4 separate regions of the Homo sapiens genome follow, and regions 2, 3 and 4 are each linked to region 1. A link is a loop called in an ENCODE intact Hi-C map of the cell type or tissue named here. Cell type or tissue: mammary epithelial cell. All regions are shown on one strand. Region 1 holds the start of TMEM31 (transmembrane protein 31). Region 2 has its middle 15 kb from the start of RAB9B. Region 3 overlaps LINC02589 (long intergenic non-protein coding RNA 2589). Region 4 holds the start of PLP1 (proteolipid protein 1).

Evidence for each region. Hi-C counts contacts between places; a loop is a spot of excess contacts. Peaks named below come from ENCODE experiments on the same cell type or tissue, not always from the same donor. Only the 100,000 strongest peaks of a DNase experiment are listed, where the experiment ranks them.
Region 2: it touches region 1 in a loop (17-fold over the local background); 34 of 110 quality-filtered maps call a loop at or near these places.
Region 3: it touches region 1 in a loop (11-fold over the local background); 12 of 110 quality-filtered maps call a loop at or near these places.
Region 4: a loop joins it to region 1, with 24 times the contacts of the local background. A loop is called at or near these places in 32 of 110 quality-filtered maps.

Annotation. Positions count from the first base shown.
Region 1 is chrX:103,706,942-103,714,941 of GRCh38, reverse strand. TMEM31 (transmembrane protein 31) reads right to left here and starts at 4,033. Exons shown (of 3, transcript NM_182541.2): 1 at 3,866-4,033; 2 at 2,582-2,706; 3 at 910-1,348. The coding sequence starts at 2,683. The coding sequence ends at 944. It also overlaps the pseudogene GLRA4. In mammary epithelial cell, a CTCF peak has its summit at 3,282 (motif pointing left); no DNase peak of the experiment used is centred here.
Region 2 is chrX:103,813,604-103,821,603 of GRCh38, reverse strand. It overlaps a transcript of RAB9B not described here. Among named protein-coding and RNA genes, the nearest start is that of RAB9B, 15 kb to the left of the region's middle. In mammary epithelial cell, a CTCF peak has its summit at 3,909 (motif pointing right); no DNase peak of the experiment used is centred here.
Region 3 is chrX:103,529,051-103,537,050 of GRCh38, reverse strand. It overlaps LINC02589 (long intergenic non-protein coding RNA 2589), which reads left to right. Exons shown (of 6, transcript NR_131237.1): 5 at 5,867-5,941; 6 at 6,154-6,284. Among named protein-coding and RNA genes, the nearest start is that of RAB40A, 14 kb to the right of the region's middle. RefSeq lists an enhancer at 3,315-3,384. In mammary epithelial cell, CTCF peaks have their summits at 124 and 3,445 (motif pointing left); a DNase peak (open chromatin) is centred at 3,410; H3K4me3 peaks cover 220 bases.
Region 4 is chrX:103,769,337-103,777,336 of GRCh38, reverse strand. PLP1 (proteolipid protein 1) reads right to left here and starts at 497. Exons shown (of 7, transcript NM_000533.5): 1 at 338-497. The coding sequence starts at 341. It also overlaps a transcript of RAB9B not described here. In mammary epithelial cell, a CTCF peak has its summit at 3,084; no DNase peak of the experiment used is centred here; H3K27me3 peaks cover 421 bases.

The DNA of each region.
Region 1 (8,000 bases):
AGCAGCATCCCTGGCCTGTACCCATTAGATGTCTGTAGCCACCTCCTCCCTCAAAATTGTGCCACCAAAAATGTCTCCAAATATTACCCAATGTACCTGGTGGGGGACGGAGTTGTCCCCAGTTAAGAATCATTGAAGCAGAGGATTTATTTATCCAGTGAAACTTGCTCCTTACCTGGGGTCTGCAGCACCCTCACTTCCCATCATAGCAGTGGCTGATGAAAGAAGTGGCCTGTCCGAAATTCTGTTCTTGCTGGGGTGCGCTATGTGGTAAGCTCAGCAGCTCAAAACTAAGTAGCAGGTAATTTGGTTGAGAAGATGAAAAGGTCTAAACCTGAGCTCTGTCCCCCACTCCTGGCCCCATCCAGCTGCAATGCCTGGAAGAGGCCAGAAAGTGGGAGACAAAAGTACTTAGAGGCTGCCAAGGAAAGCAGTGAGAGGAGAGTACAAAGGACTGGATAGGTGGATGCCAACCACATCTTGCAACTAGCGAAGCATCCTTAAAGGGGTGGGTGGTGTTCCCTCAGTATCCCTGCCCTGTTCTCTCCAGGGTGAGAGATGAGGCCCCAGCTTACTACTGAGCTAAATTCATCAGCAGAGCCTTTCCAAAAGAGCAACAAGGAAAACCACAGGACCAAGGGAAGAACAGGGGTGGAGGAGGGAAAGGAAGGAACTCCTAGTTTGTCAGTGAGACCACAGCCTAAGTAAATGGCAATGCCACTGAATTGAAAGCCCAGAACCCTCAGGTCCTAGTGCCACCTTCTCACTGGGTAATCTTGGCTAAGACCATCTGCTCTGGGCCTTAAGTGTCCTCATGTGTCTCACATCGGAATTGTGAACGCTGCCTGACCAATTACCACTGAGGCTGTGAGGACCCTAGGAGATAACAGAGGGAAGACAAATGCAGTGTTCATGCTCATTGCTGTTTATTGAAACAAAAGAATCAGAAGAAGATCAGAATGAAGACAATAATAAAAAGCAGAAGCAGAAGTACAAGAAGAATAAAGAAAGAAAGGGAAAGAATTGTAGGAAGGAAAAACTTGTAGAAGTAGAGGGTGGAGAGTGCGAAGAGGTGGAGTATGATGGGCAGTCCGATCTTTTCCATCTGGGCTTTCAGACAATGGGATATGTCATGGAAGGCTTCTTTAAACACCAGAAGAAATTCAGGATAAAGCTCAAAAAGAGCAGGCAATCGATAGGGGTTGAAAATCCACTCAGTAGGCCACGGAAGGACTTCAAGAAGGTTGATCGTTCTGTCGCTGGATGTTGTAGGTGTCCTACGTGAAGGCAATCGACATCTGGATGGCTGTGTGTCTGCTCTTTGTGTTCGCTGCCTTGCTGGAGTATGCTGCCATAAATTTTGTTTCTCGTCAGCATAAAGAATTCATACGACTTCGAAGAAGGCAGAGGCGCCAACGCTTGGTGAGTACAACTAGGGAGCGGCCCACTGCCTTTCTCCTTTGGACTCCTTCCTCCCTACTCCGCCTCCCCACAAACCAAGACCCACCCCAGGGCTGCAAGGACTAGATAGGCAATCAGAAACCCTGGATTCATAAGGGCGCAGTGGCTCACGCCTGTAATCCCAGCACTTTGGGAGGCCGAGGTGGGCGGATCACCTGTGGTCGGGAGTTCGAGACCTGCCTGATCAACATGGAGAAGCCCTGTCTCTACTAAAAATACAAAATTAGCCGGGCGTGGTAGCGCATGCCTGTAATCCCAGCTACTTGTGAGGCTGAGGCAGGAGAATCGCTTGAACCCAGGAGGCGGAGTTTGCGGTGAGCCGAGATTGAGCCATTGCACTCCAGCCTGGTCAACAAGAGCAAAACTCCTTCTCAAAAAAAAAAAAGAAAGAAAGAAAGAAAGAAACCTGGATTCTAGTACTAAGCTGGTCACTGTTAAGCTAAGTACTTTAATCTCTTTGATTACTTTAATCTCTTTGATTACTTTAATCTCTTTGATTTTAATCTCTTTGATTACTTTAATCTCTTTGATTCTGTAAGTCAGTATAGTAGATTGATTAAGGGCATGGGCACACTGCTTGACATAGAATAAGCACTGAAGATATGTTAGCTAGTAGTAGAACCTTACCAAGTTAGCTAATAAGAGATTGCTTTGCCAGGCACGGGGGCTCACGCCTGTAATCCCAGCACTTTGGGAGGCCAAGGCGGGTGGATCACAAGGTTAGGAGTTCGAGACCAGCCTGACCAACATGGTGAAACCCTGTCTCTACTAAAAATACAAAAATTAGCCGGTGTGGTGGTGGGCACCTGTAATCCCAGCTACTCAGGAGGCTGAGGCAGGAGAATCACTTGAAGCTGGCAGTGAGCTGAGATCACACCACTGCACTCCAGCCTGGGCAACAGAGTGAGACTCCATCTCAAAAAATAAGTAAATAAATAAATAAATAAAAAGAGATTGCTTTGAGTAGTAATTGCTCCCCCACAACCGGGAGGAAGGTAGCCCAGGTTGTCATACACTAATTGGTGGTTAAGAATTCAACAATCAGGCATTGGTGTCTTTCTAGGGGAGCATTATAAGAGGACCCCCATAACTAAGTTGGAATTGAGAAACCACCACTTGCCTGTTCTGACTGTTGGATTTCTTCTTCTTGATCTTCATTGGGTGCATTAGAGTTGTTGGGCTTGAGTTGTTGTTCTCCCTCACTCTTTTCTGTTAACCTCATTTCTTCTACAGTAAAGTGATCACCTGGGGAAATATAAAAGAAATCTTGTCGTCATGACAACAGAGGCAGTTTACCCCCAATTGCCCAGACAATAGGTGCTAGGTAAGTTGTCATGACAACAGAGGTGCCTGGGCCAGCCTCACAGAAGCAAGTGTCCAATTATGAGCAAAGCTGAAAGGCTTAACTGAGCTACATACTGGTTGCTTAACCATTAGAGACACAGAGTTCTGGTCTGTCTTCAGCTCTGACTCCATGTTTTCTGTCTAATCTGGAGGCTCTAAAGCCAGAGAGGCAAGAGCATAATGACCTCTGGGGGATGGGAAACAATGCTGTGAACCCACTCTTAAAATCCTGACTCTAGCTTGTCTGGGCCACACTAGCACAAGGAATGTTCTCTCCTCAACACACCACCTCCCACCTCAGCTGCTCCAGGGGCACCCCTACCGTATGTCCGCACTAAAAATATCTCACAAACTACCTCCTTGGTTTCATGTCCCTTGCTAAGGTTCCTTTCTGCTGAGGGCAGGGCTCCTGTCTCATCTAGTGGTTTGAATTTATCAGTCCCTACCCTTTAGTCCTTTAGTTGGTCCCTGGGCAGTACGCCCTCTAGTGGACTAATCCACAACTACATGTCCTCGAGTAGGACTCATTCTTCAAGAAACCTAAAAGCATTTCCTAACCCATACCAAGGGTTAGAAAAATATGTGTATACACCTAGCAGAAGGGCAAGAAAAAAGGACACTCCATTTTCTTTTTTCTTTTTTTTTTTTTTTTTGAGACGGAGTCTCGCTCTGTCGCCCAGGCTGTAGTGCAGTGGCGTGATCTGGGCTCACTGCAAGCTCCGCCTCCCGGGTTCACGCCATTCTCCTGCGTCAGCCTCCTGAGTAGCTGGGACTACAGGCGCCCGCCACCACGCCCGGCTAATTTTCTGTATTTTTAGTAGAGACAGGGTTTCACCGTGTTAGCCAGGATGGTCTCGATATCCTGACCTCGTGATCCGCCCGCCTCGGCCTCGCAAAGTGCTGAGATTACAGGCGTGAGCCCCCGCGCCCGGCCAGGACACTCCATTTTCTAAGCTAACTGTCCCCACCCCCTCTTTAGCTGTGTCGAACAAATCTGCCTGCAGGTACCAAGATCTTATCTTTATAGGAGTTTTGATCTTGGTGCCTTCTCAATGCCTACCTTGGAAAAAAAAAAGCAGACTGCCAACCAATCCAGAGTCCTTTCACCAGCTAAGTTGCCTGTATGGATGTCCCAGCAACAAAAAGGCTGCCATTGTTACTGTAGAGCTATTCCAGGTTGACTCTAGTCCCACCTCCTTTCCTGAACTCCTGCAACCCGCAACTGCCTGCAGCCTGTCCCCTCCTGCTCATATATATAGGCTGATCCTGAGCTCATAATGGAGTCTGTCATGACCAGTGCTCAATTATTACAAAGTTACAACAGCAGCCTGGGCCTTGCTTAGGACTCTGGGGCCTGCCTAAAAGTGGGCTGAGGCTTTTTTTAACGTGAATTATTATTATTATTAACGTGAATAAAACTGAAAATCAAACCCGTGCCATTCGTCATGTCCTTTTTTGAGTCTTCTAAAGTCACTGTTATCCCAGGACCTGTAGCAGGTATTTTGGAGGCACCAAGCAGGCTGAAAAAATTGTTGGAGAGTTCATCCATTTCTAGAACCTCTGTCCGGGCCCTACTGCTCCAGCTAGGGAAAAAGAATTCTTCAGTCTGAGAGGGCAGGGAGAAAATCCATGTGATCTCCAGGGAACCCTTAGCCAAGAGTCAGTTAGGAGTGTTCTAGGAACCAGCCAGCCATTCACATCTTTTCTTCTCAACTCTCTCCTCAACCAACAACTCCATAGCATGGTGGCCCCCTTTCATGTCACTGCCTAAAGTGGTTTACTTTTTACCCATGCAATCCTACACTGTCTTCCCGGCTAGTCCATAAGCTTCCCCAGGAAAGGGAAGCTCTTTTTCATCTCCTCAGCAGGCCTTAGCACCAGGCTCTGGACACAGCAGTCATGTAACCCAGCTCACCAACTTTTACAGGCTGATTGGAGAGGACTGTCTTTCAAACTGGACAGAGCAAAAGCTTTGCCATGATCAATAGAATAACTTGATAACTGGAAGAAATTTCAAAATACTGCCCAGTCCTCTCAAGGGCTTGGTCCCAGAACCCTGCCCACCTCTCTTCATCCTCCAGCACCCTCTTCATTCCCCATTCTCTAATCCCTTTTTTTCTAGCCCCTCTCACTTCAATACAAATCACTCTTTCCCATCTCCACACTTTACCTCCTACACTGTGCATTCCCTCCTTAGCGTGGTTTTGAGATATCTTCCCTCTCTAGCTTCTCAGTCCTTCTCCCCTATAGATAGCCAGGGGAAAAAAAGTTCTATTTTAATAGGCATGTAAGCCACAAAGTGGTATTTAAGGCTCCAATGTTCCTTTCCAGCACACACACACACACACACACACCCCACACACAAACACCCCTCAGAATTTGGCCTAAATAGAGAATACCCAAATGCAGGATGCCCCACCCCTGGATTTCAAGCCATTCATCTTTGCTCCTCCAGCTACAACAGGTGCAGTATGTTAAAGTCACAAAAAGCCAAGACCAGCTTACTCTGTTGGCCATATTTTCTCTCCTGTGTGAAATGGCTTTTTCCAGCCTGGGAAATGTGTCCAAATAACTCCCTTTAGATTTATTATGATTGGAGAAAAGGGAAAATAATTAGATCTATAGAAACAGAAATAGCAGTTGGATCCAACTTTCCCCCTCAGAGCTTTTTTGCCAACATCCTTTGCTTACATCCTCTAGCCAGGGTAGGGCTCAGGGGATCAGGGTGAGTACTGGGCAACAGGGTCATCTGAGGGACCCTGAACTGGAAATCAAAGGAGAAAACCATTTTACTTACTCCCCTCATTTTAAAATTATTGCAAAATATTTTGTTTGCCTCTGGTTCTTCACCTCGAAAATGGGTCCAGCACAACCTCCTTTGTCAGAATAGTGTAAAAATGAATTACAGAGTACATGTGAGGTGAACCAAGGCCTGTCTTTATGATGACAGGTCAGTTTCTAGTCATGTCATTATCAAGGGTTACTAGGACCTACAACACCAACATCTCATACACAAAGCCACTTTTCTTTTTTTTTTTCTTTTTCTTTTTTTTTTTTTGAGATGGAGTCTCGCTCTGTCACCCAGGCTAGAGTGCAATAGCGCAATCTCTGCTCACTGCAACCTCCGCCTCGTGGGTTCAAGCGATTCTCCTGCCTCAGCCTACTGAGTAGCTGGGATTACAGGTGCCCGCCACCACGCCTGACTAATTTTTGTATTTTTAGTAGAGAAGAGGTTTCACCATATTGGTCAGGCTGGTCTCGAACTCCTGACTTCGTGATCCGCCAGCTTCGGCCTCTCAAAGTGTTGGGATTACAGGTGTGAGCCACCGTGCCTGGCAAAGCCACTTTTCAGTGTGTTGCCATAGCTGCAGAGGTCCCACGATAAAGACCCTGTGGTGTCCCTCTAACTGAGAGAGACAGAGTGTTTAAAATCTACTTTATCCACATTTTGTATATATCTATGTCATACCTATACAATATACACATATTTTTTTCTTATAACTTATAATAAATACCTCAGGTAGCCACAGGATGACCAGCTCTTCCTGATTTGCCTTGCACTTCCCCAGTTTCAGCCCTGAAAGACCCAAGTCTTAGGAACACCTTCCGTTCTGGACAAACCGAGATGACAGTTTGCATCGTCCTCCAAGAGGCCATTGCACTTCAGGTGATTTCTTAGATACCTGAAACTTTGACTCTAAAACCATGAATACTTTAAGAAATTACCACCATCTTTGAAGGAAGCATTTCTCAACCCTGTCCTTTAGAAGTAAATAAAATTAGGCTTGTTAGGGTTGCATATAAAATAAGACTAAATAGGCTGTGAATGGGGGCCTGAGGGCCTCATATAAGTAAAGCTCTCTCTATTGACACTCAGAGGTTTTGGTTCTCTCTCTCTCTCTCTCTCTCTCTCTCTCGCTCTCTCTTGCTCTCTTTCTCTCTCAACTTTATCTTTCTGTCCCTACTTCCTGGCTCCTAGCTGCGTTTAGCTACTAAAGGTTGTCAGCTAACTATTGGAAAATGGACTTTTGGCAGTCTGCCGCATTACTTAGTGCTTATATAAAATTTACCCCTCACTGGGCATGTGTTTATCCTAATTTGGATAACTCATTGGGTTATTTAAAACTTTTGGAATTTTCAGTTTTAAGTTGAGATAAATTTTAAAAGATACGATTCAAAAGGGGAATGAATTCTGAAGCTTTTGAAAGTCATTAAAGTCAAGTTTACTAAGACTGAATATCTCAACTTCACTATCTAATAGTTTTGTTGTTTTGTTTATTACCAGTCAGAGATAACTTGACATTGAGATGTCCTCTCACAGTGGCCGGCACTTCACTGGATTTTAGATAACTCTAAATGATGTTTTGCATTTTACATGGGTAGCTTAGAGCCTATCTGCCATGGAATCATGACATACACTATATATAGCACGTAGAGCTGCTTAGCATACATCTATCTCATGAGTAGTGTTGTGACCATAAAAAGCATGCAATGGGCCTGTGTACCCAAGGCACCTTGTCTGCATAACATTCCCTATGAGATATTGATGGGTGGTCTGTTCTCTATCCCTCTGCCTTTGAGCTTTGACCTCAAATTCTGCCGTTTCTTCCTTGTAATTCCAGGAGGAAGATATCATCCAAGAAAGTCGTTTCTATTTCCGTGGCTATGGCTTGGGCCACTGCCTGCAGGCAAGAGATGGAGGTCCAATGGAAGGTTCTGGCATTTATAGTCCCCAACCTCCAGCCCCTCTTCTAAGGGAAGGAGAAACCACGCGGAAACTCTACGTGGACTGAGCCAAGAGAATTGACACCATCTCCCGGGCTGTCTTCCCTTTCACTTTCCTCATCTTCAATATCTTCTACTGGGTTGTCTATAAAGTGCTATGGTCAGAAGATATCCACCAGGCTCTGTGAATAGGGTGGGAGCTATAGAGTCCTGCTGCTGGCCTCCTGCTTCCTCCTGGGTGGGCTTTCTCCCTCAGTTAGACTCCATTAGGGGTTTGGACAGTTCCTTCCTGATCTCCCACTCAGAACTTCAACTACCAGTCCCAAAGCTATGTGGGCCTATATTGCATGGTGCCAATGGTGGCTGTACTTATAAAGATGGCTTATCTACCCTAGTCCATATTTTCTCCATACTTTCCCATTTCTCATGAGACTAAGGTTTGGCCACATTCCTGGGGCCAGGATGACCTT
Region 2 (8,000 bases), 110 kb before region 1:
TTCTGTTCTCTTGCCTCTCACATATTGGATTTTAAAGATACATTAGCACCCAATGGCTTGAATATACATAATGGCGGTTTTAAAATTATGGACACAAATCTTTCCACAGCATATATAGTTTCATTACATTGATTCCATCTGCCACAGATTTCACTCTCTTCTCTCTGTCTACTTTTGCCTGTTGCAACTTTGGGCAGTTGAAATTGGGGGTGGGGAATTTGTTGGGAAACAGATTTTTTTTTTTTTTTTTTGCCACATGTACCATTTCCATCTCTGAGGATTATAATTTAACACATTATCAGACCATGCTTCAAATGCAGCACCCCAAATCATTTTGACTAGTCTATAATGATGCAACTTTTAGAATATAGAAAGTCATAGATTTATAAGCCACTTAATAAGGATTTGCTCATTTGTAACTGATTATTTTTTTTTTTGAGACAGGGTCTCGCTCTTTTGCCCAGGCTAGAGTGTAGTGGCCTGATCTTGGCTCACTGCAACCTCCACCTCCTGAACTTAAGCAGTCCTTCCACCTCAGCCTCCTGAGTAGCTGGGATTACAGGCATGCACCAGCATGCCCAGCTAACTTTGTGTGTGTGTGTGTGTGTGTGTGTGTGTGTATGTGTGTGTGTGTGTGTGTGTGTGTGTGTGTTTGAGACAGGGTCTTGCTCTGTTGCCCAGGCTGGAGTGCAGTGGCCTGATCTTGGCTAACTGCAACCTCGGCCTCCCGGACTCAAGCGATTCTCATGCCTCAGCCTCCCTAATAGCTGGGATTACAGGCGCCCGCCACCACACCTGGCTAATTTTTGTATTTGTTGTAGAGACAGGGCTTCACCATGTTGGCCAGGCTGGTCTTGAACTCCTGGCCTCAAGTGATCCACCCACCTGGCCTCCCAAAGTTCTGGGATTACAGGTGTGAGCCAATGCACCGGGGCCCATAACTGATATTTTAAAAACAGAATGCCAACTTCCTGTCTTTAATGTTTTTCTGCCTCATTCATAACCCAGTGGGAAATCTCCTCATGATGTCTTAAGAAACAGTACGGTCTCATTTTTTGGAAATGGTTTGGCGATAGTCCTTCCAGAAACAGGAAGGTGTGGAATACATAATTTGTCTTCCATCTTGTAACTGTAGTTTTAAAACACACTGGAAAATCGAGGTATCAATTTGAGTAATTTCAAGCTGGGAGGTGGGATGGACATCTCTACTTTCATTTGAATTACCCAAAGTAGATCTTGCAGCAATTTTTTTTCCTCAGTGATCTAGATAATCATTTCACTTTTTTTCTCTCTTTGCTGTGGAAATGTAAAATTTACTACAGTGCAGTGTTTTTCTTACACTTGATTTTAGGGCAGATAAACTGTAATATACTGTCTTAGCCCATTTGGGCTGCCCTAACAAAATACCATAAGCTTGGTAGGCTATAAACTACAGAATTTCATTTCTCAGCTCTGGAGGCTAGGAAGTCCAAAATCAAGGCATCCGCACATTCAGGGTCTGGTGAGGTCTTGATTTCTGGTTCACAGATGGCACCTTCCAGCTCTGTGGAAGGGGGAAGGGGTTTCTCCTGGGCCTCTTTTATAAGGACACTAATCCCATTTATGAGGGCTTCACCCTTGTGACCTAATCACCTTCCAAAGGCCCCATCTCCTTATAATGCCATAACCTTGGGGGGTTAGGATTTCAACCTATGAATTTTGGAGGGGGACAAAAAGATTCAGAGCATAGCATACACCTTTTGATAAAACGTTAATGTGCATGATTTGGGATATTCACTAATGTTTTCTTTTTCCAAACTGGTCATTTTAATTTCCTCAAGTTTCCATCACCAAAAGAGCTCTCATTCTTTACTACTTTCTCTTTAAGAGAAGGAAGGGATAATGACAAAAGCTAGGCATGTTTATGGAATAAAGGAAAAATTATTAAATGCCTTCTTACTGATATGCTTGCCAAAACTGGTGAGCAAGGATCTCTTATTCTGCTAGTGATGGTAGTGGTAATAATGTGTGAAAGGGTTTTTTTTTAAGGGGGCAAGAAGTTACTTAATATTTTCCCAGTGAAAATAAGCATCTTCACAGCTCAAGATGTGGCGTCGTCACCTGTAGTCATATAGAAACTGCTGCAGTGATCTTTGTGTCTTCATAAATCTCTTTGCCTTCTCCAAGGAAACACAGAGAATGATGATTCAGTTATATATAAATGTCTTTTTAAACAGTGGGTTTTGTGTGTGCAAGCATGTGTATTTTTAAGTAATCTGTCAGTTCCTTTCGTGCTGTATGAACTATGGGTAAATGTATAATGGTCTCACTATAACACTCCTGAATTTTAATCAGACCTGCCAAGCTGTGCCACATCTAGTTAACTGATTGATAAAAAGAATTGGGAAATGCTGCCTTAATGAAAGAAATAGCTCTTAATTCAACATTAGCTATATTGATTAGAGTAAAAATACAAATCACACTTTCCTGTGGTGCATTCATGAGGAAGCAAGAAACAGGCTCATATCATCTCTTTTCTCTTACGTTGTTCCTGGCTGCCTTAGAAACGACATATCCAAGGGTGTGTCCTGTAATATATTGCTCAACATAGAGTCTGTTAATAGATGAACAAGTGCCAGTAGCCTCTGAGTTCTCTCTTTTTCCATTTGTTCCCTGCTAGAAAACTTAGAGTGACCGATAAATGCTTTAAAATGTTCTTTTTTTCTGATTACAAAAGCCATACACATCCACCGTAGAAAAATGAAGTAATGAAAGAAATAGAAAAGCAAGATTTAAAAAATTAAAGTCATCTGTAATGTAATCCTATTAACCTGAGATAAGCAGATTTTAACATTTTAGTGTAGATTTTAATATATTTATGTATTTTTAAAATTGATTTGATACTGCACACACTGTAATCTTTTTTACTTAATATATATCTATAGTACTTAACTTTTCTCTAAGACATATATTCTTCTAAGATTATATTTGCTGTTTGCATAATATTGTATTGAAGGGTTTACCACAATTACCCATATTGCTAAACTTTTAATAAAACACTTATTGCTAGACATTTAGGTTGTTTTACAGCTGCCTTCTTTTCATAAAATAAAGCATCAGTGAAGTTCCTTAATATCAATCTTAACTCTCACCTCTGTTTATTTCCTACTAGTAAAATTTCTAGGTCAAAGATTATGAATTTTTTATTAATTTTAATATATACTGGCAAATTGGCCTCTAGAAACTTATCCCAAATGACATCAACACCAGTAGAATAAGAGGAAGACTATCTTTCCAACACCCAAACGTATGGACTATTATCTTCCTTTTTAACCCCATATGTGCAGTCTGATGGGTGAAAAAATGATCTCATGCTGTCATTTACATTTATTTAATTTTTTGAGAGTAATTGTTTATACATTCATTGGCCATTTTTATTTTTCCTTGAGTGAATGGACCCTTATGGGGGTTGGGGAACATTCATTTTTGTTTCTTATTGATTCCAAGGAAATCTTTTTTTATATTGTGGGTATTAACCTTTGATCTTATCCACATTGCTAGTTTTCTGCAATCCCCTCCCATAGATCTTGCCTTTTAATTTTGTTTATGGTATTTTAAAAATATACTGCCATATTATAGAAAAGGTTATGTTCTGATAAATTAGAAAACTGGTGGGTTGGGGAAAGAGAGGTGCTTATTTGATTTGTCCTTTGTTTCTGATTATACTCGAGACTACTTTTGTTTAGAAAGGTTATGAATCTAAGCTTTGGTCACCATGATAAAAGAATTGCTAGAAATAAAAAATATTCATTCATCCAGATGCTTTAATTGCATGATGTCAAATGACTGGTTTGAATTGAGTCTACTGCTGTAATAATCAGATTATTCTGAAGCCTTGTGTTAAATATAAATGCAGAGATAGAAACAGTTCCACTTTCAACCACAAGGGGGCAATAAAGACCGGTTAGTGTTCCGCCATAGACTAAACTTATATATATGTGTGCATATATATAGTATATATAGAGAGAGTATATATATATATTATATGTATACTTTAATTTCTGGGTTACATGTGCAGAACGTGCACATTTGTAACATAGGTATACACGTGCCATGGTGGTTTGCTGCACCCTTCATCCCATCACCTACATTAGGTAGTTCTCCTAATGTTATCCCTCCCCTAGCCCCCAACCCTTGACAGGCCACAGTGTGTGATGTTCCCCTCCCTGTGTCCACGTGTTCTTATTGTTCGACTCCCACTTATGAGTAAGAACATGCGGCGTTTGGTTTTCTGATCTTGTGATAGTTTGCTGAGAATGATAGTTTCCAGCTTCATCCATGTCCCACAAGAGGACACAAACTCATCCTTTTTCATGGCTGCATAGTATTCCATGGTGTATATGTGCCACATCTTCTTAATCCAGTCTATCATTGATGGACATTTGGGTTGGTTCCAAGTCTTTTCTACTGTGAATAGTGCCACAATAATCATACGTGTACATGTGTCTTTATAACAGAATGATTTATAATCCTTTGGGTACATGTCCTGTAATAGAATTGCTGGGTCAAAAGGTATTTCTAGTTCTAGATCCTTGAGGAATTGCCACACCATCTTCCACAATGGTTGAACTAATTTATACTCCCACCAACAGTGTAAAAGCGTTTCTATTTTTCCACAACCTTTCCAGCATCTGTTGTTTCCTAACTTTGTAATGATTGCCATTCTAACTGGCTTGAGAAGGTATCTCATTGTGGTTTTGATTTGCATTTCTCTAATGACCAGTGATGATGAGCATTTTTATATGTATGTTGGCTGAATAAATGTCTTCTTTTGAGAAGTGTCTGTTCATATCCTTCACCCACTTTTTGATGGGGTTGTTTGATTTTTTCTTGTAAATTTGTTTAAATTCTGTATAGATTCTGGATATTAGCCCTTTGTCAGATGGATAGATTGCAAAAATTTTCTCCCATTCTGTAGGTTGCCTGTTCACTCTGATAATAGTTTATTTTTCTGTGCAGAAGCTCTTTAGTTTAATTAGATCCCATTTGTCAATTTTGGCTTTTGTTGCCATTGCTTTTGGTGTTTTAGACTTGAAGTCTTTGCCCATGCCTATGTCCTGAATGGTATTGCTCAGGTTTTTTTCTAGGATGTTTATGGTCCTAGGTCTTACGTTTAAGACTTTAATCCATCTTGAATTAATTTTTGTATAAGGTGTAAGGAAGGGGTCTAGTTTCAGCTTTCCACATATGGCTAGCCAGTTTTCCCAGCACCATTTATTAAATAGGGAATCCTTTCCCCATTTCTTATTTTTGTCAGGTTTGCCAAAGATCAGATGGTGGTAGATGTGTGGTGTTATTTCTGAGACCTCTGTTCTGTTCCATTGGTCTATATATCTGTTTTGGTACCGGTACCATGCTGTTTTGGTTACTGTAGTCTTGTAGTAAAGTTTGAAGTCAGGTAGCTTGATGCCTGCAGCTTTGTTCGTCTTGCCCAGGATTGTCTTGGCTATGCGAGCTCTTTTTTGGTTCCATATGAAGTATAAAGTAGTTTTTTCCAACTCTGTGAAGAAAGTCATTGATAGCTTGATGGGGATAGCATCGAATCTATAAATTACTTTGGGCGGTAAGACCATTTTCATGATATTGATTCTTCATATCCATGTGCGTGGAATGTTTTTCCATTTGTTTGTGTCCTCTCTTATTTCCTTGAGCAGTGGTTTGTAGTTCTTGAAGGGGTCCTTCACATCCTGTGTAAGTTGTATTCCTAGGCACTTTATTCTCTTTGTAGCAATGGTGAATGGGAGTTCACTCATAGTTTGGCTCTCTGTTTGTCTGTTATTGGTGTATAGGAATGCTTGTGATTTTTGCACATTGATTTTGTATCCTTAGACTTTGCTGAAGTTGCTCATCAGCTTGAGAAGATTTTGGGCTGAGACAATGGTGTTTTCTAAATATACAATCATGGCATCTGCAAACAGAGACAATTTGACTTCCTCTCTTCCTATTTGAATACCCTGTATTGCTTTTTCTTGCCTGATTGCCCTGGCCAGAACTTCTAATACTATGTTGAATAGGAGTGGTGAGAGAGGGCATCCTTGTCTTGTGCCAGTTTTCCAAGGGAATGCTTCCTGTTTTTGCCCATTCAGTATGATATTGGCTGTGGGTTTGTCATAAATAGCTCTTATTATTTTGGGATACGTTCCATCGATATTGAGAGTTTTTAGCATGAAATGCTGTTGAATTTTGTCAAAGGACTTTTCTGCATCTATGGATATAATCATGTGGTTTTTATCATTGGTTCTGTTTATGTGATGGATTACCTTTATTGATATGTGTATGTTGAACCAGCCTTGCATCCCAGGGATGAAGCCAACTTGATTGCAGAGGATAAGGTTTTTGATGTGCTGCTGGACTCGGTTTGCCAGTATTTTGTTGAGGATTTTCACATCGATGTTCATCAGGGATACTGGCCTAAAATTCTCTTTTTTTGTTGTGTCTGTCTCTGCCAGGCTTTGGTATCAGGATGATGCTGGTCTCATAAAATGAGTTAGGGAGGATTCCCTCTTTTTCTATTGTTTGTAATAGTTTCAGAAGGAATGGTGCCATCTCCCCTTTGTACCTCTGGTAGAATTCGGCTGTGAATCCATCTAGTCCTGGACTTTTTTTTGGTTGGTAGGCTATTAATTATTGTCTCAATTTCAGAACCTGTTATTGGTCTATTCAGAGATTCAACTTCTTTGTGGTTTGTCTTGGGAGGGTGTATGTGTCCAGGAATTTATCCATTTCTTCTAGATTTTCTAGTTAATTTGCATAGAGGTGTTATAGTATTCTCTGATGGTAGTTTGTATTTCTGTGGGATCAGGGGTGATATCCCATTTATCATTTTTTATTGCGTGTATTTGATTCTTCTCTCTTTTCTTCTTTATTAATCTTGCTAGCAGTCTACCTATTTTGTTGGTCTTTTCAAAAAAACACCTCCTGGATTCATTGATTTTTTTAAGGGTTTTTTGTGTCTCTATCTCCTTCAGTTCTGATCTGATCTTAGTTACTTCTTGTCTTCTGCTAGCTTTTGAATTTGTTTGCTCTTCCTTTTCTAGTTCTTTAAATTGTGATGTTAGGGTGTCGATTTTAGATCTCTCCTGCTTTCTCTTGTGGACATTTAGTGCTATAAATTTCCCTCTAAACCCTGCTTTAAATGTGTCCAGGAGATTCTGGTATGTTGTGCCTTTGTTCTCATTGGTTTCAAAGAACATCTTTATCTCTGCTTTCATTTCGTTATTTACCCAGTAGTCATTCAGGAGCAGGTTGTTCAGTTTCCATGTAGTTGTGCGGTTTTGAGTGAGATTCTTAATCCTGAGTTCTAATTTGATTGCACTGTGGTCTGAGAGACAGTTTGTTGTAATTTCTGTTCTTTTACATTTGCTAAGGAGTCTTTTACTTCCAATTATGTGGTCAATTTTAGAATAAGTGTGATGTGGTGCTGAGAAGAATGTATATTCTGTTGATTTGGGGTGGAGAGTTCTGTAGATGTCTATTAGGTCTGCTTGGTCCAGAGCTGAGTTCAAGTCCTGAATATCCTTGTTAATTTTCTGTCTCATTGATCTGTCTAATATTGACAATGAGGTGTTAAAGTCTCCCATTATTATTGTGTGGGAGTCTAAATATCTTTGTAGGTCACTTAGAACTTGCTTTATGAATCAGGGTGCTCCTGTATTGGGTGCATATATATTTAGGATAGTTAGCTCTTCTTGTTGAATTGATCCCTTTACCATTATGTAATGGCCTTATTTGTCTCTTTTGATCTTTGTTGGTTTAAAGTCTGTTTTCTCAGAGACCAGGATTGCCACTCCTGCTTTTTTTTTTTTTTTTTTTTTTTTTTGCTTTCCATTTGCATGGTAGATCTTCCTCCATCCCTTTATTTTGAGCTTACGTTTGCCTTTGCACATGAGATGGGTCTCCTGAATACAGCACACTGATGGATCTTGACTCTTTATCCAATTTGCCAGTCGTCGTCTTTTAAT
Region 3 (8,000 bases), 180 kb after region 1:
TCAATAATTCAAAAAAACCTCTGGCTGATATAGTGAAGCTAACTTCCAACCTCAATCCCTCTCCCTTCCCTGCTGAGCCTCTGGTCTGACTCTCAATGCTGCAATCCTGTCTTTGGCTACCAGGAGGCATCACAGCTATCTCCATGTCTTTTGTTCTTTTATTAATGAAAAGGGAGTACATTTTGCTAAGAGTAACAAATGTTATGAAGTGATTTGTTTACTCTGACACCAGTTCTATTTGGAAAATTCACATATTAAAGCAGGTCCATTTGCTGTTGACCCCAAATCTACATCATATTCATTAATTTATCTCTTCCCTCCACGGTGTAGGTTGAGGTGTCCATAAAGTGGATAGGTTCCTCCCAGAGAGCAGGGTGTTGCATTCTTCATTACTGCACCCCTGTACAGGCTTCCCAGGCCTTCTCCCAACCCCTCTCAGTCATCTTCTCTCCTGGACACTATGAACAAGCTGCCCAGGTCCTATATCAGTGACCCATCCACTCTCAGCCACCTCCTGCCTGCCCTGCACTGACCAATGACGACTGGTGACTGCCAAGATGCACTAGAGCTACCTGGTGTTTCATGGCATGGATTTCCTGGAGCATATGTTTTTACAGTCTTGTTTTTTACCCCTATCATTTTTTTTTCCTTCTGAGTATGGGGAAGTGGATTTGGGTCTGCTCAGAGGCATGATGCTGAACAGCTTTTATGAGATTAGAAAACACCCAAGAATGTAGAGAACATTCTGTCTCTAAAACTTTGAACTCAAGGCATATCAGAGAGAGATTTGCTTTCCTTATATGGATGTCTGTGTTCTCATTAGGAGAGAAACAATGAAAAATAACTTTTTACAATGCCTGCCTTAGCCCTGAGGCTCAGCCAGCCCCCACTTCTGTGTCTCAGCATTTAAAGGGCCATTGAAGTCCCACTCCATGCTATATATTCTCCACAGGTTTTCTCATTAACCCCTCAGGACAGCTCTGTAAGGATGGTATGGTCAGTCCCATTTCACAGATGACTAACTCAGGCTCACAGAGTCTAAGTCATCTCCCCAGGTAAGTGGCAGGATTGGAATGAGGTTCCATCCTTCGCCCTCCCTAGAGGACCCTGGGCAGCTTCCCTTCTAGAAGATGGGCTTCCAGGGCTTGAAAAATGGCCAAATTCCACTCCCCTGCTATTGTGGCCCCACGGGTCCTCCACTCCACAACCCCTCTGGGTGATGAAGATGACAGAGGAGATGAAATCTTGTCCTTTGTACCAAGAGACCTGGGTGTAGGGCCACATGAGTTGGCTGATCCCTGAGGTGGCGAGTGGGCTCAGGCAGAAGCTCAGGTGTTGGCCTTGGGAGAGGAGAGCTGGAGGGAAGGAAAGTAACATGCACTGAACTACTGTAAGCCAATGCACTTTATATTTTATCTGCTTTAATCTTTTTTTTTTTCTTTTTTTGGTAGAGACAAGGTCTTGCTATGTTGCCCAGGCTTGTCTTGAATTCCTGGCCTCAAGAGATCCTCCCTCCATGGTATCCCAAAGCACTGGGATTACAGGCATGAACCACCTTAACTAGCCTCCTTTAATCTTAACTGCTATCCAAGGTACCCATTATTATGACCATTATTCAGATCAGGGTGCTGCCTTTAGGGGAGTTTTTGCAATCCAGGAGAAACTTTGTTATCTCCTGACCAGCAGCTAACTCTGGAATACTCTAAAGATTTATCATTTTCTCTTGATGCCTCCAGGTTTCTGAATGCTCTAATCTCCCTCCAGGCTGACAGTACGTGCTCCCCAGGTGTTTTGGAATGTTTTTTGTTTTTCAATTATGACATGTATAATTATTAAGTCCCATTATGGAAATTTAAAACATTTTCCAAGTGAAAGATAAAAACCCAGTAACCATTGTATTAAAACAGGGGAGAAAACATTTTCAAACTACGTCTCAGATGTTGGGTTGGTGTCTGTGATTTGTGAAACATACTCATTAACAAAACAATTGGCAATGATTTCAACAGAAAATTCAAATAAGTATATACATGGACAATAAACATATTAAATATGCAAAAACCACAAGAACTAATAAGATGCAAATATTTTAAAATCCTGATAAATTATAATAAGTGGAAATGACAAGATGAGAACTGTGATTGCACTTTTGGAGAAGACAATGTGTGTGTGTGGGGGGGGGTGGTGAACGCGTTTATGTGCATCTCACAGGGACACGTCTGGAGAGTATGTGCCATCCTAGGGACAGCAGACCTTTTGGGGTCAGGGGGCAGGAGTCAGGTCTGTGAGAGATGCAGGATAAAATTCCTATTTTTGAGTATAATTTTGCATATTTTTTGAAACTTTATATTAAGGAGAAGAGTATTTTGATAAAAACTTGAACACAAAAAATCCTTATGAAGAGACTGACAAAAGAATTGTATACATGTATTCACTAATTTGTGAAAACATTCAATGTATTCGATTTTATAGTGAAACAAAATAGATAAAAATCGAATTGACTGTGTTTCTACATGTGTGTGTGTTTGTATCTGTGTCTCCTCCAGCTAAATTACTCCAAATACACACTGACAGGTACAGTTTTACCTTCAATTTAGAGGTTGGTGGTCTAGAACTAATCTTGCTTTTAGATATACAGGAAAATGAAAGATACAGGGAGATTGCTACCATTAGGTGAATAATTCCAGAAAACTTTGGCTGATACTGAAGTTTTCAGCCAAGCTCCTAACCTCCATCTGTCCCTCCCAGTTGATGAACCCCCTAGTCTGAAACTCTCAGAGCTGCAATCCTGACTCTGGCCCGACGTGATATCTAACTCCATTATTATTTTCCTTTTTCTAATGAAAAAGAGTACATTTTTCAAAGAGTGGCAAATGTCTTGGAATTGTTTGTTTACTGTAAGTTTTCTTTGGAAAATTCACATGTATATTAAAGCAGGTCCATTTGCTGTTGACCCTAAATCCACATCTCATTCATTGATTTATTTCTTCCTTTGTTAGTGCAGTTTGAGGTGTCCATACTGTAGAGTGGTCCCTCCCAGGGTGTAGGTTGTTCACTCTCCATTACCCCACACCTGAACAGGCTTCCCAGACCTCCTCTCAGGCATGCCCTCTCCGGGACGCTATGGACACAGCCGTCCAGACCCCATTCCAGTGCCCCCATTCTCTTCCACTCACCTCCCGCTGCCCTGGTTTGCGCTACACCAGCCTGCTAAGGACTGCCAAGGCTCGCTCCTCGTACGTGGTGTTTCATTGTATAGACGCCATGGAGTACATGTTTTTGCAGTGTTCTTTTACACCTATCAATTTTTTTCTGGAAGAATTAGAATCATTCTGTCCATAGGTTCATAGACTGGGTTTTAGTGGAGGGTATTTTATTTTTTCGCTCATTGCGTAAACGTCTTTGTAGAGGTTTGATTATGAAGGTACGTTGGTGCCCCCTCGTGACAGAAGCCTGAACTGCAGCTTTTACGTCTGAGCAGGAAGGTGGGAAGGAGCAGTTTGGCCCAAGCCCACTCTATGGAGTTTTCTGGAAGTCTGGATGGAAAATGGAGCAATTCCAGGCTAAAAGAATATTTATGGCCTCCAAACAAAGTGCAGCCTCTCACTATGCTGAGGAGAAGGCTTTATGTGGGAGCAAGAAAAATATTATTTTTATTTGTATGCTTTGAGTCCTCTGCAAAAATAGCTGTAGATGGATATGAGCAAAAATGGATCCTGGCTACTTATGATCTTTGTAACCTGCCTTTGACTTTATTATGACAATTTTTCCATGAAAATACATGTCTACCATAACATTTTAAATTACTTTACAACATAATTTTAGTTTTTATTTTTGCCATCAACTGGATGTTTCATCTTATGGATGGTACCACATTTATTTCACTTTGAGATAAAAATGTAGTTCCTTTACCATGTTTTATTATAAACAGTAGCAAACATAACATCCTTGCTCACATATATGCAAATGTATTTGTAAGAATTTCTTTATGAGATTGTCAAAATGCTCTTTTATTATGAAATCTATAAAGTTTTATATTAACACAATACATGATAACATTATTACTCATATATATTCCTACTAATATGGTATGAAAGTGTCTGCTCACACACTGGAAATAATGTTGATTATTGATAACTGGTTAGGCAAGAAATCATCTCTCATCATTGTTTTCATTATAACTTATTTTTACTGCCTCCTAGAATTCCATCCTATGGATGTGACATAATCAATTTTCACAACCCTATGTTATTCAGAGTGTCCTGATATTTCCTTTAATCTACACTGGCATCTTTTCAAGGTCTGTGCTCTGCTGAAGGGCACAGTTCCTGTGGCTGTTTGCACTGAGCTGAATGTGTCCTCTTGGAACACAGCAAACTGTCTTAGAAAAATTCTAGTATTGTGATAATAGAACCCAATTAGCGCATGAATGTGGGGGAGTGTGTGTGAATGTGTGCAAGTGTGTGTGTGCTGACAACCACACTTGCCTCTGCTTCCTTCTGCCTCTTCATGGTTTTGCATCCTGTTTGGTCTCCCTTTCTAAATTCAGGTCTAGCAGTGAAGAGAGGGTATTGTTAGGATGGCAGTCCTTATAACCAGACCCTTATCAACATCCTTCACTACATCCTGAAGTTAAACTTTTAAAAAGGAAATTGTTGGTGCTTAGTGTATGCACCTATGTAACCTTTTGATAAGTATTGTCATGCTGACACCCAGAATGTTGTGCCATTTAGGCTCCCCAAAGTGGAACAATGTGAAAAAGTTTGGAGAGGGGTGAGGAAAGTAATAATGCTGGCATCCTGTCACAGAGGGAAGGCCCGGGACCCTGTTGTGGTCCCACTCTCAAGCCATCCCAACATTTGGAAGACATGAAAATGATCAGACCTGAATTAGACTTCAGGTAGCATGTGGGGTGGGGGAAAGGTCATTGGAGGAACACAGGACGTAGAGTCAGGGCTGGGATACAGCTACAGCTTTATGTACATTCGTGTTTATATAAGACATGTGCATCAAGGCCTTTTTATGAAAAATTTTGGTCATTCCTGTGGTACAATAGAAGCCTTGGCCAATATTTTTTAAACAAATTTCTTGCAATATTATTTATAGACAATGGAACCCATTCATTTTAAGGTTGGTGATTTTTATTAAATGTATAGAGTTGTACAACCATCACCATAATTGAGTTTCAGAAATTTCAATTGTCCCCAAAACTCCCATTGTGCTTCAATGCAGTTAAACCTGCACCTATCCTCAGCTCTTGGAACCACAGTTATGCTTTGTGTGTCTGTGGATTTGTTCATCCTGGACATTCATATAAATGGAATCATGCCGTATTTGGTCTTTTGCATCTTTCACTTAGCATGATGTTTTTAGGGTTCATGTGTATTGTAGCATGTAGCAGAATTCATTCATTTTTTAAAGGCTGAATAATATTCTATTCTAAGGATATACCACATTTTGTTTATCCATCTGTCTATTGATGGTCATTTAGATGATTTCTGCTTTTTGCCTGTTATGAGTGATGATGTTATATACGTTTATGTACGAGTTTTTATGTAGACATAGGTTTTCATTTTTCTTGGCTATGTACCTAGGATTGGGATTTCTGGGTCATATGGTAAATCTCTGTTTATTCATCTGAGGAACTGCCAGACGACTTTCATAACCCTGACAGTCTTGAGGAGTACAGGCTCAGTCTGTTGCTTCTCTTGTGATTTGACTGTGGTTACAGATTTTGAGAAGGAATACCACTAGTTCCGGTGCCCTTCTTGTCGCATCATATCTGGGAGTATACGATGCCTGCATGATGTCACTGGTGATGTTAACCTTCATCATTTGGTTAAGGATGGTGTTTGTCATGTTTCTCCAGTGTACAGTAACTATTTTTCCTGTATCGAGAGAGCATATGGAGAGAAGAAGGAAAACACATGTTTCTAATTTCACTGTGAGTCACTGTCATTTCTATGTGGTGGAATGAGCACCCTGCTGGGCCTGGGGGAAGGGAAGAAAGCGGTTCTACCATCTCCATCCAACTGAGTCATGGACCCCATGAGTGGAGTTTGGGGTACAGGGATGAAGTCATCACTCACCCCATTTCTTACTGTTTCATAGTTTTTCCTACCTCCTATTTTCCCCCCACCCTGTTGTATATGACAGAAATATGTTTCCTTTGCGCTCCTGAGGGGCTTGATGAAAACCTTATACTATGTCTGCTGGACAGGACACTGGAGCAAGAGATACTGGAGATCTCTCTGCATCCTGGCACCAAACCCAAACCAGTAACTCTGGGACATTCTTGACTGAGGGGTAAGTCACTTCTCCTGCTAGCCTCCCTTAGAAAGTGCATATTTCTGTTATGTGGGAGCTTCATTGCTGTGTGGTAGAGTAATGGTGAGGCACACAGAAGCAGGTAGAGATGGAGTGCCTGGTGGGTGAGCCAACACCCAGGGCACAGGCTCCAAGACTTGTGCTGCCTGATTCACCCTTCTCATGGTCTGGGTCTTCCCATCTTTCGGTCGTCTCTCAGAGTACCTTGGATTCCTGTTACATCCCATACTGTCACAAAGAGCAGGGGACAAATGGGGTGGGGAAAGGAGCAAAGACAGAGAGAGGTAGAGGTGATCCCTGGAGGGCCTGCTGTTTTCTGTTCTCTTCGCTGTTCTTTCTTGTTCCACATGTTTCTTTATTTCACCCCACAGTTAACCTCAGAAACCTGGTAATCCATATGATCCCACAGCTATGCCTCATGGCCCAAAGGGCAGGATTTCATCTCCACCGTCCTTTTCTTCAACGTGAAGGGCTGTTGAGTGAGTACCCTTAGGGCACAATACTGGGGAAGTGTAAAATTATCATCTTCCAAATGGGAAGCTGCTGGGGGTGGGGGGCAAGAGATGGAACCTCATTGCCATTCTGCCACTTATCTGTAGAGGATCTTAGTCTCTGTGAGCCAGAGCTTGATAATCTGTGAGATGGGACTCACCATATTTTCTTCACACTGCTCTCCTGATGGGTAAATGGAATAAACTATATATTTTTATACTACTATCTTAGTCCGTTTAGTATTGTTAAAAAGGAATATCTGAGGCTGCATAACTTATAAAGAAAAAAAACAAAACAAAACATAATAAAATTGTTATGTGGCTAACAATTTTGATGGTTGGAAAGTTCAAGATTAGGCATCTGCTTCTGATGAGGTTCTCAGGAAGCTACCACTCACGACGGAAGGCCAAGGGGAGCTGGCTTGTGCAGAGATCATATGGCAGGAGAGGGGAAAGAGATGGGAGGTGCTGGGCTCTTTTCAACAACAAGCTCTTGTGGGAACTAATAGAGCAAGCACTCACTCATCACAGCAAGGTTGGCACCAAGACTTTCATGAAGGATCTACCCCCATGACCCAAACACTTCCTGTTAGGCTCCACCTCCAACACTGGGGACCAAATTTCAACATGAGGTTTGGAGGAGACAAACATCCAAACCGTAGCAAACACTTATTGAAATTTTTTCTTCTAAAAATATTGTTTCTGAGATGTCTCTAATAAGGTGACTTTGGGGCTGTTTTGATATTTTGGCCATGCTGCCATGACCATTCTTGCACCCGTGCCAGAGACTCTCTGCAGTGCAGACCTGAGAGGGCAGCAGTTGATGGGGCTATGCTTGCTTCTCTCATATATGTTGCCGAGTATATCTGCAAATATACTCTGTACCGTTTTGTCCTCCTGCAGCAGTGTATAGGATTTTTATGACTCCACAATTTCAATGTAAACAGGACACAGCATAGATACAAACTCACTTTTCAGGTTTTCTCATCAAACTCTAGAATTATTCCAGGACATATTCTGAGGCATAAAGTAGGACTGTTATGTTTGTGTTTAGAAATGCACATGTGAAATATGCCATTTATGTGGATATCAATGGAGAAAAATGAAAAGTATTTTAACATTATAGTGATAGGATATAAAAGTAGCAAATATTAATAAAGTTGGGAAACCCATTATTGCACAAAT
Region 4 (8,000 bases), 62 kb before region 1:
CCCAACCGTTGCCAGGGCCTTGGAACCAAGGGAAAAGAGAAGATAGAGGGAAGTGAGGGGGTAGGAGGACACATGACCACATCCATCCAGCTGGGCACTCTCTCCAGAGATCTGTGGGACTCTCCACGTGCTGCTGGAATTCTTTGGTAATAAAGCATCATGCTTAGTACAGCGGAGAAGGAGTTAATCTAACTGAATGTTAAGGAATTTAAAAAGAAAACAAGTGCCAAAACACGACTCATTTAAACCATGGAACCCCCGAACCCCAAAGTTGGAAATTCTCTTGTGAATTCCTGTGTCCTCTTGAATCTTCAATGCTAAAGTTTTTGAAACTTACCCATGTCTTTGGGACTCTGACTCCAATTGTAGCCGGCTGGCTAGTCTGCTTTGTGGCTGACTTTGTTCAGCTGGAAGGATCCTGGTCTCTCCAGCCTCCTTCTTCGGTCTTTTACTTTTTCTCTCTGAGTATCTTTGTCCTCTTCTCCTGCAATGAAAAGGGCTTTCTGATTGACAGCCAACCCCCTTAAAGGGACAGGCCTGCTTTCCTCCTCCTCTCCTCCTCCCTTCTCCTCCCCTTTTCCCCACCTACTCAGGGATACTCCCTTCTCTAAGGGCTCCATCTTCTCTTTCTGCCTTTCACTGCCAATTGTTTCATTTTCTTTGTTTTTCCTTTTTTCCCTAAGGCTTGCCTGGAATTTCGCTTTGCTGCAGAGACATCTGGAAATGTGGATTGAGGGTGGAAATAAAATGAAGATGTCCTGGAAACTTCCAACTGATCCTTGGGTCTAATTGGTGTGGGATATGCAGCACAAGCGTGAGAAGCCATGAAGTGAGAGCCCCAACAGGGGCTCAGAGTCAAAAACCTAGATATTAGCTCCCAAAGTCCTTCCGAATCTGCTCCAGCTCCCCACATCACTCCTAGCTGCCCTTGGCCCTCTCCACCTTTCCCCTCCCGATTCCTTGGAAAATAAGCGTTCCTCCCCCACCCCCACCCCCAGCTCTACGAACACAATAGAGAAGAAAAAATTGTCTTTTAAGATAATTTCCTCCAAATCCTTCTCAGTTTCAACTGCATGAAGACAAAATGCAGGCTGTCAATTCGATGAACAGATTGTGATTAGGCTGGGGGAGGCTAGAATTGTAATAATTTTATAGCTACAATAATAAAGACCCAGAAGTGGGCAAGACCTATGCAAGTTCACAGACTAGGTTAAAGAAAAGGCCAGCGTTGAAGATGTGGGTGATTTCCAAGAAGGATAATCGACTTCGAGACAAGTCAAGAACACGATCTGGGAATCAGGTAGTCAGTATTCTATCCTGAGAGTGTAATATCTTCATCAGAGAGCTTAAGCCAGGCAGACAAGAGGCAGGGAGTGGGTTAGAGTGAAGCAGCAGGTGGCAGTGAGGGTGGAGAGAAGAAACGAAATATAGTCCTTGCCACAGAGAAAGAAGCGGTAAGACAAAAATGGCTAAGCAGCAAAAACAGGGAAATACTATATAAAACCTGCCTTAGCAATAAGCTATTTCTAAAGACTGTGAAGGTATTTAAATGCCCACTGCTAGATGGGATCAGCCTGGGAAGGTTTTCTAGAACAGGTGAATCTTAAACAGTGTCTGTCTGGGCTCCTTGTCAGTCCTGTCTCCCTTCACAGCTCCCTTGACCTAGAGGCCGGTGTCCTCCCATGGATGGCCTTTAAAACAACTGGCTGGCATATAATAAGAGGGGCACCTGTTGGAAGACTCCGGAGAAGGAAGGTATGGTCTCCTGGAACTTTTCCTGTGATTTTGCCTTGGGAGAGGAGAGAAGAGGAGGGAGATACTGAGCAGAGACTAGTACCTTCCTGGGGTGGGAGAAAGGCAAGATTGTGTCTTACAGTTTTCTCTTTGGGCTGTGACTTTGGACATGTTACTGGCTTGGGCTCTGCTGTTAGGAAATGGACGAGTCTTTGGCAGATGCCCCTGTGGGCCCACTGGGGCCAAATCCTGCACCGTTTGAGGCTTGCTTAGAGTACTAGAACTCTAGATCCTTTGCTCTTGTATCAGCCCCAAGAAAAAAGGATCTCTGGAAATGCTGCCCCTTGCAAAACGGTATAATAGTAGCTTTCCAGAGCAGACGAGACTAAGGCCATGTGACTGATGGAAAAGGGTCCTAGAGCCCCTCGCCCTCCCCAGCCCTGCTCGCCAGCCACAGACTATGCCTGCTTTGGAAGCTCAACTGTAGGATTGAGCCAGCAATAAACTTCTGGATGGTCACTGTCGGAATGGCCCTGGAGAAGGGGGAGGACCAAGAGCAAGAAATCGCCAAATGTGTCTCCTCAGCTCATCAGATGGCAGGAGTGAGCCCAAACTTTGGGAGTTCAGATTTAGAGGATGAGGCAAATGATCCTTCACAGCTCGAATAGATGAGACAGCTCTCCACACAGGGGACATCACTCAGACTGAGCCCTCTCACAAAGCTTCCCCTGAGTTCTCAGCAGCAGCTCTGGGGACAGCAACTCTACTGGAAAGAAAATATGTGTTCCCAATAAACCCACAGATACCAATTTATCAACCACATTCCCTTAACACACATTTCTCTTCTCCTTTCTTCCATCTCCATTGCCTTAATATTCATTCTATCCTCTCCCCAAGTCTCAATCTCTTTGTCTCTGTTACCTGTCTCTGTCTCTGTTTCTCTCTATGTGTCTGTCTCTGTTTCCTTTTTCTCTCTCCACATTCCCTGTCTTCGCCTTGTTCTTATGCTTGTTCTTATGCCCAGGGCCAGAAAAGGGACCCAGCCAGGTGACCGTGTCTCACTCATCCCAGTGCCTTAAGGTTCCCAACTCCCTAGAATCTAGTGTGTTCTCATTGCTCTGTACATCCCGACACTCTGCCTCAGTACCTCGTCAGCAGACCTTTCCTGAGGGCTCCCTACAGACCTCATAGGGTATCTTCCCAGGTCCTCCAGAGCCCATTTTTATCTACATACCCCCACCTATTTCTGTGATTCTGCTTCCATTGGTTCTGCTGGGTGCCCTTGGCAAAATATTCTTGAGTCCAGCTAGGCTCCTGCACTGCCAAGGGATTCCTCAAGAGGCACTGCCAGCCTTCTTGGTGCAGCCTGCTGCCTGTACTGGGTGCCTGTGGGAACAATGCAGGATTGTATAAAACTCGTAAACAGTTTGCTTCATGCAATTCTGATGGTACCTCAGAGAATCTGGGCCCCCTTGATCATGGCTTGGTTTGACTGTGCAGCTTTCTTGCAAATAACTCGAAAACACTTGAATATTACCTCCACTCTCTGCTCTATGATCCCATAGTATCAGATTATTGAAGGCCACAGATCAAGTGGGTTCTCCTTGCTTCATTGTGTAGACTGAACTCTAAAACTCAGAGAAGTCCAGTGAATTTCTCCCAGGAAAAACTAGATAAGGGATCAAGTGCCCAATCTAGTGGCCAACTTCTCCCTGAGCACAGAGAAGAACATAAAGGGGAAGAGAGAAGCGCGTACCAGTGAAAGCCTGGGTCATCTGCTATTATTTGGGCTTCTAGAGCTGAGGCTTTGCTTCTCATTCCCAGGATAATGTCTTCCCAGACCAAATTTTGGAAGGCAGCTTTCCTAGCCCTGGCATAGAAGACTGGCTGGCTGGCAGGCAGGCAGTATATTATGTCCTATGTACTGTGGCTAGAACTTTCCACACCCAACTTCATGCCGATTGGCTAGACTATGCCTTTCTGGCCAAGAGAACCGAGGGCTGAGGGCCAGAGATGTCACATACTTTGAGCTGGCAGACAGGGGTAGAGAGTGGAGGGTGATCTTCTGCCTTTCCTGAAGGTTCAAGGAACAATGGGAGGATGGATAGGGGCAGGCCATGGGGTGTATTTGTGAGGGGGAGATGCCCGTGGCTTGGGATGGAGTAAAGAGTAGCCTGGAAGCCAAAATAATCACATGAAAAATCTCAGCTAAAGAATGCCTGAGGAGCACCACATAGCTACTAGCAATGTGAAGAAACAAGCTGTCCACAGAACCCACCTCCACCAACATAAAAACTTGGCCAGCTTTTGCAGGGTTGCCCCTGCAGGGAGGATGCTTGTTTGATGTGATTTCTGAGCAAAGTAGAAATAAAACTAGTATTATTTCTGGGGAACCAATGTTATTTGTTCAATTTGACTGATGGGATACTGAGACAATTTTCCCAATGGCACCTAGCAAGCAAAGACCAGAGCCATCTCTAGAGAATGCCTGTCTCCAGACTCTTATTGCTTGGAAGTTGCTTGGGAGGTTGTTCTGCTGTGAAAAAATGTGTGAATAGAGAGCCTTTGCCCTGAGCAACAACAGCCGGGGGCTGGGGGAGGATGGACAGGCTTCGGGCTGCTGTAGCCCAAGTTTTCAACCTTCTACACTTCTCAGGTTAAGTAGGAGGCCGCTATTTGAAACCCAGGGCAGAGGCAAACTTCCGGCAGTTTGTAGGATCAGTGGGGTTCCAAATTAGTCAGTAACTAGTCAACATGGTGAAACCCTGTCTCTACTAAAACTATAAAAATTAGCCAGGCATGGTGGTGCATGCCTGTAATTCCAGCTGCTCGGGAGGTTGAGGCACAAGAAGTGCTTGAACCTGGAAGGCAGAGGTTACAGTGAGGCGAGATGGTGCCACTGCGCTCCGACAGATCTCAAAAAAAAAAAAAAAAAAAGATTACACAAGATACTGAACATAAAATTCTTACCATAGTGCCTATGCTCAAGTATAATAACAATAATAATAATAATCACCAGATGGGGTGACAGAGTATCTCTGCAAATGTTTGATAAGCATTTAAAAAATAGAGGCTGAACTTTAGTGATCTCTAGAACCAACACCTTTCAGATCCAGGATTCCTATACTTCCCCTGAACCTGCCTATCTTTAAAATGGAGCCAAGGATATGTGCTTTGAAGAAATGTTGAGACTCTTTGAGACACACCTAGCAGTTTCTTTGTGTATTTGTTGTCTTCTAACATCTCCACCAGCACCTCTGGGTATGTCTATCACTAGGGTGACCAATCACCAATCATCCCGGTTTGCCAGGAACGAAGAGATCCCAAGATGTGGGACTTTCAGTGCTAAAAATGGGTACGGCCTGGGAAAACCAAAACAAGTTGGTCAGCCTACACCAGCACTGGAACACTGCCTTAAGCATTGTGCTTGAAGCAGTTGCCTCAAGGGCTGCCAACAACAAAAGCAGGTGTTAGGTTCCCCTTGCTGAAATCACTAAATGGGAAGTCCCCAAAGCCCCCCATTCCTCTGCTCTTTGAAATATCACGCCCAGGCAAGTAGGGTTGTCAGATAAAATACATGATGCTCAACTCAATTAAATTTGACTTTCAGATAAACAATGAATAATCATTTAAGTATATCCGAAATACTGGATGGGTCATACTTATACTGAGAAATTGCTCATTGTTTGTCTGAAAGTCTAATTTAACTGAATGCCTTGTATTTTTATTAGTGAATCCGGCAGCCCTACAGGCAAGGGCAGTCTGCTGTGGCAAGACAAGCTGGCTTTTGGGGTGTGAGCCACGAGAATGGCTAGGGAAATCTCACACAGGAAATCATGTTCCCTATGGACACACCTTCTTCTCTGCATCTCAGCCCTCAATCTCTTCATCTTGTGAGCCTGCCCTGGGCACCCCAGTCATGCTTTGTTCTGGGGAGGATCATCTGGGGCAAGGCAAGATGAGATGGGTCCTGAAGCAGGATACATAATCCATAATGGTTAGGAGTTTAGGCTTTGTAGGTAGCCAAATTGGGTTCATATCCCCCCTCAGCCTGGGACATAGCACAGTAAATGGCAATTCCCTGTTAATACTTAGAGGCCACCAGGCACAGTGGCTCACACCTGTAATCCCAACACTTTGGGAAGCCTAAGGGAGGAGGATCACTTGAGGCCAGGAGTTCAAGACCAACCTGGGCAACATAGTGAGACCCCCGTCTCTACAAAAAATTTAAAGATTAGCTGGGCGTCATGGTGCATGCCTGTAGTCCCAGCTACTCAGAAGCTGATGTGGGAGGATCACTTGAGCCCGAGAGGTCAAGGTTGCAGTGAGCCCTCATTGTGCCACTGCACTCCAGCCTGGGCAAAAAAGTGAGACCCTCTCTCAAAAAAAAAAAAAATTACTTAGTTGCAGACCTTTGTCTTTTCTTTTCTCTTCTTATCCTGTATCTAGCACTTTGCCAGACATCGAGGGGAAAACAGAGAAATGAGATGGTTTCCGGATGCAACCCTTGTTCTGAGAGAGCTTACAGCCTCCTCTGGAAGGAATATTACAGGCGTTAACAAAATGAAAATTCAGACAAAACTAACATTGAGCACCTATGCTGTGCTTGCCCTGCCCTAAGTGCACAAGTAAGCCAAATGTCAGCAGAGTGTCATCCTGTCCATTCCAGTTCAAATATAATTGGTTCAAGTTCCATGTTACCCCTTACCAGGGAAGTCCAGTGTCTTCCTCAAGATTTCTGAGAATTCTGAAAGGGCTCAGAATCTGAAAAGGCTCATCCTGCAACATAATGAGCAGAACAGACTTATTCTAGTCCTACTACAAATTACAACCTCTTTTTTTTTTTTCCCCAAGACAGGGTCTCACTCTGTCACCTAGGCTGGAGTGCAGTGGCGTGATCTCAGCTCACTGCAACCTCTGCCTACGGATCCCATGTGATCCTCCCACCCCAGCCTCCCAAGTGGCTGAGACTACAGGCACAAGCCACCACGCTTGGCTAATTTTTTGTATTTTTGTAGAGATGAGTTTTCGTCATGTTGCCCAGGCTGGTCTCAAACTCCTGAGCTCAAGCAATCTGCCCGCCTCGGCCTTCCAAAATGCTGGGATTACAGGCGTGAGTCACCATGCAGGCCCAGATTACATTCTCTAAACAACCTCCTGATCAGCAAAATCTTGGCAATGGTGAAAACCTGTATATCATTGATTAATTATCTGCAGCTTGACTTTGTCGGCCCTTGGCTATAAGGGAGGCACTAAGAAAGAAACAAGCAGCCCCCTGTCAGCTAGGACCTGGCCTGGCCCTATCAGTTGGGACTTACTGTTCTACTGCTAAACAATTTCACAGAATATCAACATCAGACAAGGCCACTCCGTGACCATGATGGATCAAGACATAACAACACCACTGTGTAATCAGATCTGAACACAGATAAAACATAAACAGTGTTTAAACCATAAACGTGATCAAACTTCCCTCTATTCTGGGGAATATGAATGGCTGCTTCTTCTTTAATTACATCTTTATCTTTGCTCTAATCATCCGTCCTTATAGATAGCACTTATTGAAATACCCAATTATAGAACTACCCTGCTTCCTGACAGCATCCAATCAAGAGTAAAGCCCCACTTCCTTAGACCCTCCCCAAAATCACTTAAATCCAAATCCTATAAGTCATTCCTAACACTGTCTTACTGAGGTTCCCCGATTCCTCATAGTGTGCACTCTCCCTTACTGCAATTTATTATCTCACTTTTATCCCACAAGAAAGAAATGATGGTCACCCCCATTTTACAGATAATAAAAGTGAGGCTCAGAATTTAACATTCCCAAGACTGATCAGCTAGTCAGCTGAGAAACCATACAAGAACTAGGACTTGCTTTTTGCAGTGTGCCACACTGCCCTTAAAAGAGTGCTTAAAGGGGGATTCTATTACATTCCTGGCTATTTCTCTAAAGAAAATTTCATTTTCCAACAGTCTGCATCTTACTATTAGTTGACATATTGGCATATCATCCCTTCCATGATTATCCCTGGCCACTTTGCTCTCATTTACCTGGCACACTATAGTTGCTCATTTAACTCTGTGTGTGTGTGTGTGTGTGTGTGTGTGTGTGTGTGTGTGTGTGTGTCTGGAGCTGTGCCTGGTTACTAGAATCACCCCGACCATATCTGCACAGAACAAAAACAGGCAGAATCTTTTTCTTCAGGTCCCTTCCAGGCTGGCCCTAACAGAGCTGAGAACTTGGCAGGCTATGGTGAGGCTGC